Regions from separate parts of the Homo sapiens genome. Here region 1 is linked to region 2. A link is a contact called in ENCODE Hi-C or POLR2A ChIA-PET data. All regions are on one chromosome and are shown on one strand. The core of a region is the stretch at or near the end of the contact, and the rest is flanking DNA. Distances in the headings are between cores, read along the strand shown. Region 1 overlaps FARS2 (phenylalanyl-tRNA synthetase 2, mitochondrial). Region 2 overlaps FARS2 (phenylalanyl-tRNA synthetase 2, mitochondrial).

Region 1 (4,318 bases), core at 111-2,610, 140 kb after region 2:
GGCCAAAGCGTGGAGTCCCACTCTGCCAACGTGGAGGCTCCCTTACTGACCATGCCTTTGCGGGAAGAAGCTGCTTCTAGAAAGGGGTTCTGACAGCCCGGGTCAGAGGTCCACTATTGCTGTCACTCCAAATAGGATGGTCTAGGGACAGAGTGGTTTGGAAATTACACCTTCAAGAGACCTGAAGTTTCTCTGCCTTCCCTGTACAGACAAGCTTTTTTCTTCCTTTCATGTTACCTTCCTTCAGAAATTTTCCCTGTTCCTCATCTGTGGCAAACAAACAAGCAAACTTACACACAAACACATTACAATTTGACTGCTTGAATTTCCATCCAACCCTGTGATCTCCCCCGTTCCTGTCAGAAAGGGTTTCCCAGGTAACCGTGAATAATTTACATACTTCCTACAGTTTTCTGCTCCTGGAAGCTAAAGAGTTTAAAACTGTATTTTGTATAGGATATGACCAACCTCGTTAAAATCCCTTCTCTTTTTGTTTCCTTTTTTCCTTTTCCCTATCTGAATATTTGGCCTGCACCAAATAATTTTTAAATCATCAATTTACTTAGGACCCAACTTCTGTTTCTAAGGAGTATTCTCCACCCTAGTCAGTTTCTCCCTTTCAAGAAATCATCATAATGGATAGTAAAGAGTTCTGGTCACCTAGCTGGAAAACACTGCCAACTGAGGTTAAGTTGTGGCCTATATATCAAGTTAGGTTAGTTACCTCTGGAGAAAAAACAATATAACATACGTTGTTGATGGAATTTCTTTCTCTTTATCATTAATTCATCAAAAATACGTATTGAGTACTTACTCTGTTCTATATCCCAAATATAGTAGAAAGCTAAAGACCCAGTAATTGATAGTAACTCAGTGCAGTGATGAAAAGACGTATAAACACCAGGCAATGTGGCAATTGCTATAACAGAGAAATGGGTTAGAAATGCTTATTCCATCATCACTGCAGAATTTCAAAAATTGTATGCCATGTGCATTGCCGGACAGGCAATCTGCTACGAGAAATTAGCATATTGAATGAATTCTGAGATAAGCAATTACTCTAGTAAAATTCTGTGTAAATGTCTAGACCACAGCTGTCCTGCCTTATATAAATATTTCACCTGCTTAATTTTCACTACTAGTTTCCTCTTTCTTCATCTTACTACTGTTATTTCCTTTAGGGGAAAGTGAAAGCAAAGAAAAGCAGCCACATCTGTCAAACACAGAATCCAAAACCTACTGCAGGGTATGCCTTCATTCCCGAGAAGTATAACACAAATTAGGCTCATCTTATAAAATACAGTCATGCACTGCACAACGGCATTTCAGTCAAAGAAAGACTGCATATGCAATGATGGTCCCATAAGATTATAGTGGAGCTGAAAGCTACCTATCACCCAGTGACATTATCATCAGTGTAAAGTCACAGAGCAACACATTACTCATGCATTTGTGGTGATGCGGTGTGAACAAACCTACTACGCTGCCACTTTTATGAAGTATGTTTAGATATGTTCAGATACTGTACTTAACATTGTGTTACAACTCCCTACAGTATTCAATACAGTAACATGCTGTGCAGGTTTGTGGCCTAGAAGCAATAGGCTACACTGTACCCCATACAGCCTATGTGTGCAGTAGGCTGCACCTTCTAGGTTTGTGTAAGTACACTCCATAATACTTACATAACAAAATCTAATGACGAATTTCTCAGAATGTATCCCCGTCGTTAAGTGATGCATGACTATAGTTATGTTCACAAAAGATTATTAGGTAACTGGAATTTTGTTGATTTTGTCCTCATCTCTGAACTGTGCTCCCATGGAAAAGAAATTAGTCAAAACTGAGATCTAACCAGGTCTGAGGTGAAATATCCAAACCTTTATTTGCATGGGTTTACCTGGAGGGAAAGCCTAAGGAGGATGTGGGAGAGGGGCTTTGCAAGGCTGGTAGAAAGGCGGGGCTCAAAGCTGAGTTGCTTAAGTCCCAGGTGACAAGTTGACAGTGGGGAAACGTACAGCTCTGAAATACCACTGGACACCATGATGGCCCCAAAGCCTCAACGGTGGTGTCCCCTGGGGGCCCAATGGGAGTCACTGTCATGTCCAGTGGAAGTTAGCTTGCTGTGGACACCCCCTGGGACCTACAGAAATACTTCTGGGGGGCTCTGCGGGATACTGGGATCCATGACAGCAGGTAGGTGGCGATGCACTTGGGATATCTGAGTATGAACATTATTACGTACCCTCATCTGGACCTGCAGGCTGGGGATGTCTGAGTCTGAGAACTCATTTCCTACGTGTCTGATGAGTGCCTTTTCCTTGAGGTAGTTCCCACTAGAAAACAGGGATTCCCTCATTCGTACCAGGCCTCCTTCAGGCATTATCTTCTTCCTGTAAATGTCATGGAACATTCTACCTTGCTTTTTCCTTACTAGACACCCAATTAAATTCCAATCATGATAACACCTTCCCTGGCTCTAAACCATACATGAATATGTAGATCACTATGAAGCTGTACACTATTAAACAAAACAGAAACAAAGCAAAAAACCAGCTGAAGCCTCTGTAAAGACCTGCTGGATGCCTGGATGTTCTAACTTAACCATCCCCACCACCTGCGCATCTGAGATTCAGCCTTGTGATTCCAAGCCCAGTCCCACCTCTCCGGAGAGACCATCTGGAGCCTGGCCAGCGGCTCACCATCAGGGCAGGCGGGCAGCCTTGCTGATGATTCTGCTGTAACAGCAGAGTCCCGCATCCCAGGCTGTGGCCTCCACATTCCTCTGTAACTGGGCCTTACCTAGGACTCCACTCTGCCAATGACTGGATCGCTGTCCCCCTAAGCCTTATTTCTCTGTGACCACTCATCTGCCCCACCACACATATCCACAGTGTCCACTGGCCACTTGTCTCTCTACCAAACATCCCTCCTAAGACAGACACCCAGGATCTTGGGTGCCATTAGGACCCCTGGCAGACATCTGTGCACATCATCAGTCCCTCCCCCCGGGGCTGACCTCATCCCTGTCTATGCTGGCCCCTTGCCTTCTTTGGTTCACCCTCCTGGCTGCTACTCAAGCCTCAGTTATGAGCAAATTAAAGAAAAGAATTAGCACAAGAGACATGGGAGCTGCCTCAGCCTGCACCCCTGTGTCAGTCGCGGCCCTGCTTGTGTGATCCTGGAGCCCAGCTTGTTTCTTGCTCTGGAGAAGACCAGCAACGTGAGGCCCAAGACTGCCAGACCTGTCTGTGCTGCTCAGAAATGTGAACTGGTGAAGCGTGACTCCAGTAGGTGTTACCTGCATATCCTTGAGACTTTCTCACAAATCACAGGCCTGTCTTTAGAGACCTAACTCCAAGATCTACAGTCAAGATAATGGTCCCTCTGAAGGGGCCAGGATGTATCCAAATTCATAAATCTCTTCGTTTTCAAGACAATATCATTAACTGTGGGAGCTATGGTACATTCAAGGCTGAGCCATGTGTGGGATGGGAAGAACTCAGGAGACACAGGTGGATGGACAGTGAGTTAGGCGGGGATGAGGGGCAGACTCCCATGCTGGCTCTGGACATCGAATTTGGGTGGTAGCCAGAAAGAAGTGATCTTGTGAACGGAGGGCACAAGTTTAAAAACCTCGAACAATTCAGAGTGTCACTCATAACTGCCCAAAATGAGGGGGCGGGGGCGGGGCCGCCCCACCCTACCCCATTTCTGCCAGCAATTCTGTGACTTATATCATGTCACAGGTTGCTCTTGGTGTGTGTTTAACTTGCTTGAATCTAATCATGAGGGGGTGGGGCAGGGAACATCAAAGGATGTGAGTTACTCTCATCCCTCATCTTGGAAAGAGAGCATTCCATCGCCACACTACAAAAAGGTGCCCAGGATGCCAAGGGAAGACAATAGCCAAAGACTCGCTGAAAACCGCTAAGTGAAAGTTAAAAAGGATTTCATGAAGGTGTGCATTGCAACAGCAGAACATTGAAGATACAGCTCCTTCAGCGCCCGGCTTCTCTCCCTGCCTAGCTGCTGTTGAGCAAGCAGTCTCTCTGCCTCTGCCCTTCTCTCTGCAGAGACACTACTCCTGGGTCCCTGCCAGGACAGCACTGAAGGGAATCCCGAAGAATCTTTAGGCAAATGGTGATGTGCAGGGCAACAAGGAGGAACAAGGTGTTTGGGGACTGAACAAACTGTGATTTAATTCATCTAATGCTGGTGTCAAGCAGGGCTGCTATGTGATGGGAATGAGATGCACCCATCGTAAGCTGTTAAAAGAAAGCTTGGGGAAGGAGGAAAGAGAAAGGAAGAAGGGGAA
Region 2 (3,952 bases), core at 868-3,367:
CACCCTCTTCCTTTAATCCCAATGTCCTCTAAGAAGTGACAAGGTTTGCAAGTTATGGAGAAGAGTAATTTCTTTTAACTGTTCTGTTAAAAAATGAGATGGAATGAGCCCATGCTCCTCTCTGGCTCTGCCCTTCCACCAACAGAGGGCACAGCTGGACAGGAAGAATGACTGTGAGTGGGGTGGGCTGTGCCTGGGGCACAGACGATTTAATGTCTTTCCTGCTTATAGGGGCATTAAAAGGTGGTCTGGGAAGCCAGACAGCTGGCTGGGAAAATGGGATGGCTGCAAGGGTAAGAAAGGAAGGGTAAGAGCATGGGGGCCGGGGTGGGCACCACGAGGTTGCTACTGTCCTCCCCCAACTCACGCAGGCACACTCATCAGGACAAGAAGCCTGCCCCGAAGGACAGAACAGGCTGCACTGACTACCTGGAGTTTTAGAGGCAAACAAAAGTTCTCTTTTATGTACTTCACAGCTTCTACTCATAGGCAAAGTAAACCAGATTGCCCATTACTAAGTCTGAGAGGTCAAATCCCATTATAAGGAGTTTGAAGAGAGATTCTAAAAAAATTTTTTTGGTGCTACAATTTCATTGCATTGGGGTATTGGCTAAAATGAGTTGGTCACTGGATAGAGTTTGATTTTTTTTAAAGATTTTGGTATAGGCATCTTAGAATGTTTGAACCTCTGGGGCTTCCATTGTCACCAGTTTATTCATAGATTCCTTTAGTTATTCAACAAACAGCATGTTTCAGTCACTGAGTTGGACACAGAGAAGCACATGAAGGGGACCCAGTATCTGCCCTCAACCAGCTCACATCCGGGAGTTAGCAGCCTGCTGAGGTCCTGCAGAAACCCAGGAGCCGGCTGAGCAAAGGACTGTTCCCTAGTACGCCCATGACAGCAGGAGGGGCTGGTACTTGCTTGGCGATGAAGTCAGCCACACCGCACCCCACGTGGAACCTCATGTTCTCCCGAGATTTGCTCTTCAGTGCATAATTTCTCCCACCTCCCCGAGAACACTGACACGCGCTGTTTGTCTAGTACAGTGCGGCACTACAGGGCCCACCAGAGGGCTTCAGGTTATCCTGCCTGCTAGGAGCTTACCTCTTGAGAGGGGCAAACAGAATATAAGACAGCCCACGCTCCCTGCCATTGGCAGGTGATGAGCGATGCCATAGTACATGCTGTGCCCAGGGCCCACCTCTTCCACTCTCCCACTGCCGCCCGTCAGCTCCCCTTCTGAGAGATTCAGCCTGGCTCTTGAAACTGGAAACATGACTCAAGCTTTTCCTGAAACTTACTTTCACTTGGATCCTGGTCCCTGCTCCAGTGTGAATGCCACCTAACTTTACCATCCTGTACAAGAGTAGCTGCTTGTGTGGAAGCCGAGAGCCAGGGCCAGAGGGGCAGCCCCGTGTGGGCCAATGGGAGAGCTGGGCTGGACGGCAGAATGCAACAGCAGGGAGGGGATGGCATATTTCAATGCCGCCTCCTACCAGAGCCCCTAGACCAAAGACAAGGATGTATAGGTGCTGAGTATAGTCAGGGCTGGATCAGTGAAGCATTCTCAAAACTATAAATGTTTAAAAGGGGTCCCTCCCCAGTGATTATTTTCTTTTCCCGATCAACTTAAGTGATACAACTAACAAGTACCAAAAGCACTGCCAAGAGTGTCACTGCTCTCCAGTTCAAAGTGTGCCAAGAAGGAGATTTTCTAAAGAACTCTCAAGCCTTATTGGAAAGCTGGCACAAGGGGTCAGAGTGTTAGCGAGGGTTGGAATTCCTCTATCATACAACCACTTGGTTTACCCTGGCAACCAAACAGGCTCTGCACTCAAAATAAAACCTTTCCAGGGGATCCAGCCAAATCCCAGCTCCTGCAACATCCACAATAGTCTGCTTCTCCATCTGTGACAGAGCAGCGACTTCATGTTCTTGGATGGTGCGCTCAACACCTCCCAGAATAGATCACATATGACCAGCAGTCACTGCAGCTGCCATCTATTCATGCAGGGATTACTCAACGGGAGAGAAGATGCTGTCACGGGGCAGCTTCCATTTTCAGAGTAACAAACACTGGGTTTCCCCGGCTCACTCCTCATCTGTCTCCTGCTTGTCTGATGCAGAAGCTCAGTCTGGAGCTGCCCACGTCAGAGGCACTGTGCATGGCTGCGAGGGTCAATACGTGCAATGCTTTAGTGGGTAGGGCTGGACTCGGGCAAGAGGCACAGTAAGGCAGGAGGAGGAGGAGGAAGTGAGGACAGGTTCCATGGCCTCTCCTGAAAATATAGAAGTGAATGGGCATGGTGGAGTGGAGAACCAGACTTTGCAGCTAGAGAAACTTGGTTCTAATTCCTGCTCTGCCCTTTGCTAGCTGTGCGACTCTGGGCAGCTTACATCACCCTTCTCGCCTCAATAACTCCATCTGCAGAGTGAGGCGAACAAAACTTGCTTTCCAGGGTTTGTGAGGACTGAATGAGGGGGCGTGTAGAGTGTTAATACAGAGCCAGCCACCCAGAGTAGGCGCTCCATACCTACGCATCCGCCCCATCTTCCTCCTTTACTCCTGTGGCTTATTGGAGAGTGTAATGAGGCTGTGGGGGTGAGGGACTTGTATTTCCTGTGTTTCTTTTACCCTCCTCAGAGTTTGGACTCTGACTTTGGACTGAGGATGGGAAGAGATTCCTTCCCCTGGAGCACGGATGCATTAGTTAGCTTTGGCTGCAACAGTGAAGTGAGGAGTGGAAGTCAGATTGGGCAGGATTTAAATAAGTGGTCTGGAAACTAAGTAAATCATTTTCCCCCTTTACCTTCTCTATGTTAAAAAAAAAAAAAAAAAACCAAAAGGGAAGAGAAGATGAAATTCTGATCATGAGACTTAGGGTCTCATGACTCTATACGGTTTTCCTAATGAACTGCTCTGGGCTTAATGCAAGAAGAGGACACAGGCCTGGAGGCAGGAGGCCTGGGTGCCAGCCCAAGCTCCTGTGATGACTGTGTGAATCTGGGCGAGTCATTTAACCTCTACTGGCCTCATTTTTGCCCCCAGTGACAGGAGTGGAATAAATGTGCTCTGAGGCTCCTTCTGGCTCTAGAATCCTAGGAGTCACCTCAGAAGACAGAAGAGATCCTTTTATTTATTTATTTATTTGAGACATGGTCTTGCTCTGTCACCCAGGCTGGAGTGCAGTGGCAGTGGCACAATGATGGCTCACTGCAGCCTCGACCTTCTGGGCTCAAGCAATCCTTCCACCTCAGCCTCCTGAAAAGCTGGGACCACAGGCATGCACCACCACATCTAGTTAATTTTTTGATTTCATGTAGAGACAGGGTCTCGCTATGTTGCCCAGGCCAATCTCAAACTCCTAGGCTCAAGCAATCCTCCAGCATTCCCAGAGCCTGCACAGGAAGAAAGGGCAAGGCTAGGATGGGCCCATGATATGAGCGATGGGAGCCGGAGGGAAGCACGCTGGCCTAATGAGGGCAAAGTGCAGCGTGGCAGGGCCCACTGAGAAAGCCATCGTGCAGATGATGGGGCTCCATCAGTTAACAATGCTCTGGACACTTCTTCGCCCCCTCCATCTATTCCCTTTGTTATTTCGCAAATACCATACACGCACTCCCCAGAGGAGGAGAGGAGGTTCTCCTCCTCGTTCTCACAACGGTCTGTCCTGGGCCTGACGCTCCTGTGGGGCCATTCTGAGCGGTGCCTCCCCCAGCTCCCAGCCAGTGAACACCAGTGTTGCCGCTCCCTGCTGCTGCTGTGCCTGTGATTTCCTCCCAGAGGGATTTCTGTTCCTCAGAGTCAGTCACAAGAAACCAGTCCAGATGGTTCCTCTGACAGTTACTGCCTTGGGAAAGACAACTCCAATCCAGGCCTTGATGGAGGCAGGGCCAGAGGCAGAGAGAGAGAGGGCCTCCCCCGCCGGGCCCAGCTCCTAGCCAGCA

Evidence for each region. A loop is a pair of places that touch in the nucleus more often than their neighbours do. ChIA-PET counts read pairs that join two places held with the same protein, here RNA polymerase II (POLR2A). Pooled maps may share reads with other maps.
Region 1: a map of heart left ventricle shows a loop between it and region 2 (2.8-fold over the local background). The contact joins two enhancer-like sites. A Hi-C loop is called at or near these places in 6 of 168 maps with a recorded cell type or tissue (Right ventricle myocardium inferior, gastrocnemius medialis, heart left ventricle and 1 more) and 9 of 50 pooled maps. POLR2A ChIA-PET finds 5 or more read pairs at or near these places in 1 of 52 experiments (activated T-cell).

What each region holds. Positions count from the first base shown.
Region 1 is chr6:5,624,198-5,628,515 of GRCh38, reverse strand. All of the region lies in intron 6 of FARS2 (phenylalanyl-tRNA synthetase 2, mitochondrial), which reads right to left. Among named protein-coding and RNA genes, the nearest start is that of FARS2-AS1, 170 kb to the right of the region's middle. RefSeq lists an enhancer at 1,097-1,366. Within about 2 kb of position 1,360, at least 3 of the 41 ENCODE cell types and tissues checked have a DNase peak (open chromatin) inside an H3K27ac peak, as active enhancers do.
Region 2 is chr6:5,762,661-5,766,612 of GRCh38, reverse strand. The region is part of intron 6 of FARS2 (phenylalanyl-tRNA synthetase 2, mitochondrial); the gene reads right to left. Among named protein-coding and RNA genes, the nearest start is that of NRN1, 240 kb to the left of the region's middle. RefSeq lists an enhancer at 2,029-2,218. Within about 2 kb of position 2,117, at least 7 of the 41 ENCODE cell types and tissues checked have a DNase peak (open chromatin) inside an H3K27ac peak, as active enhancers do.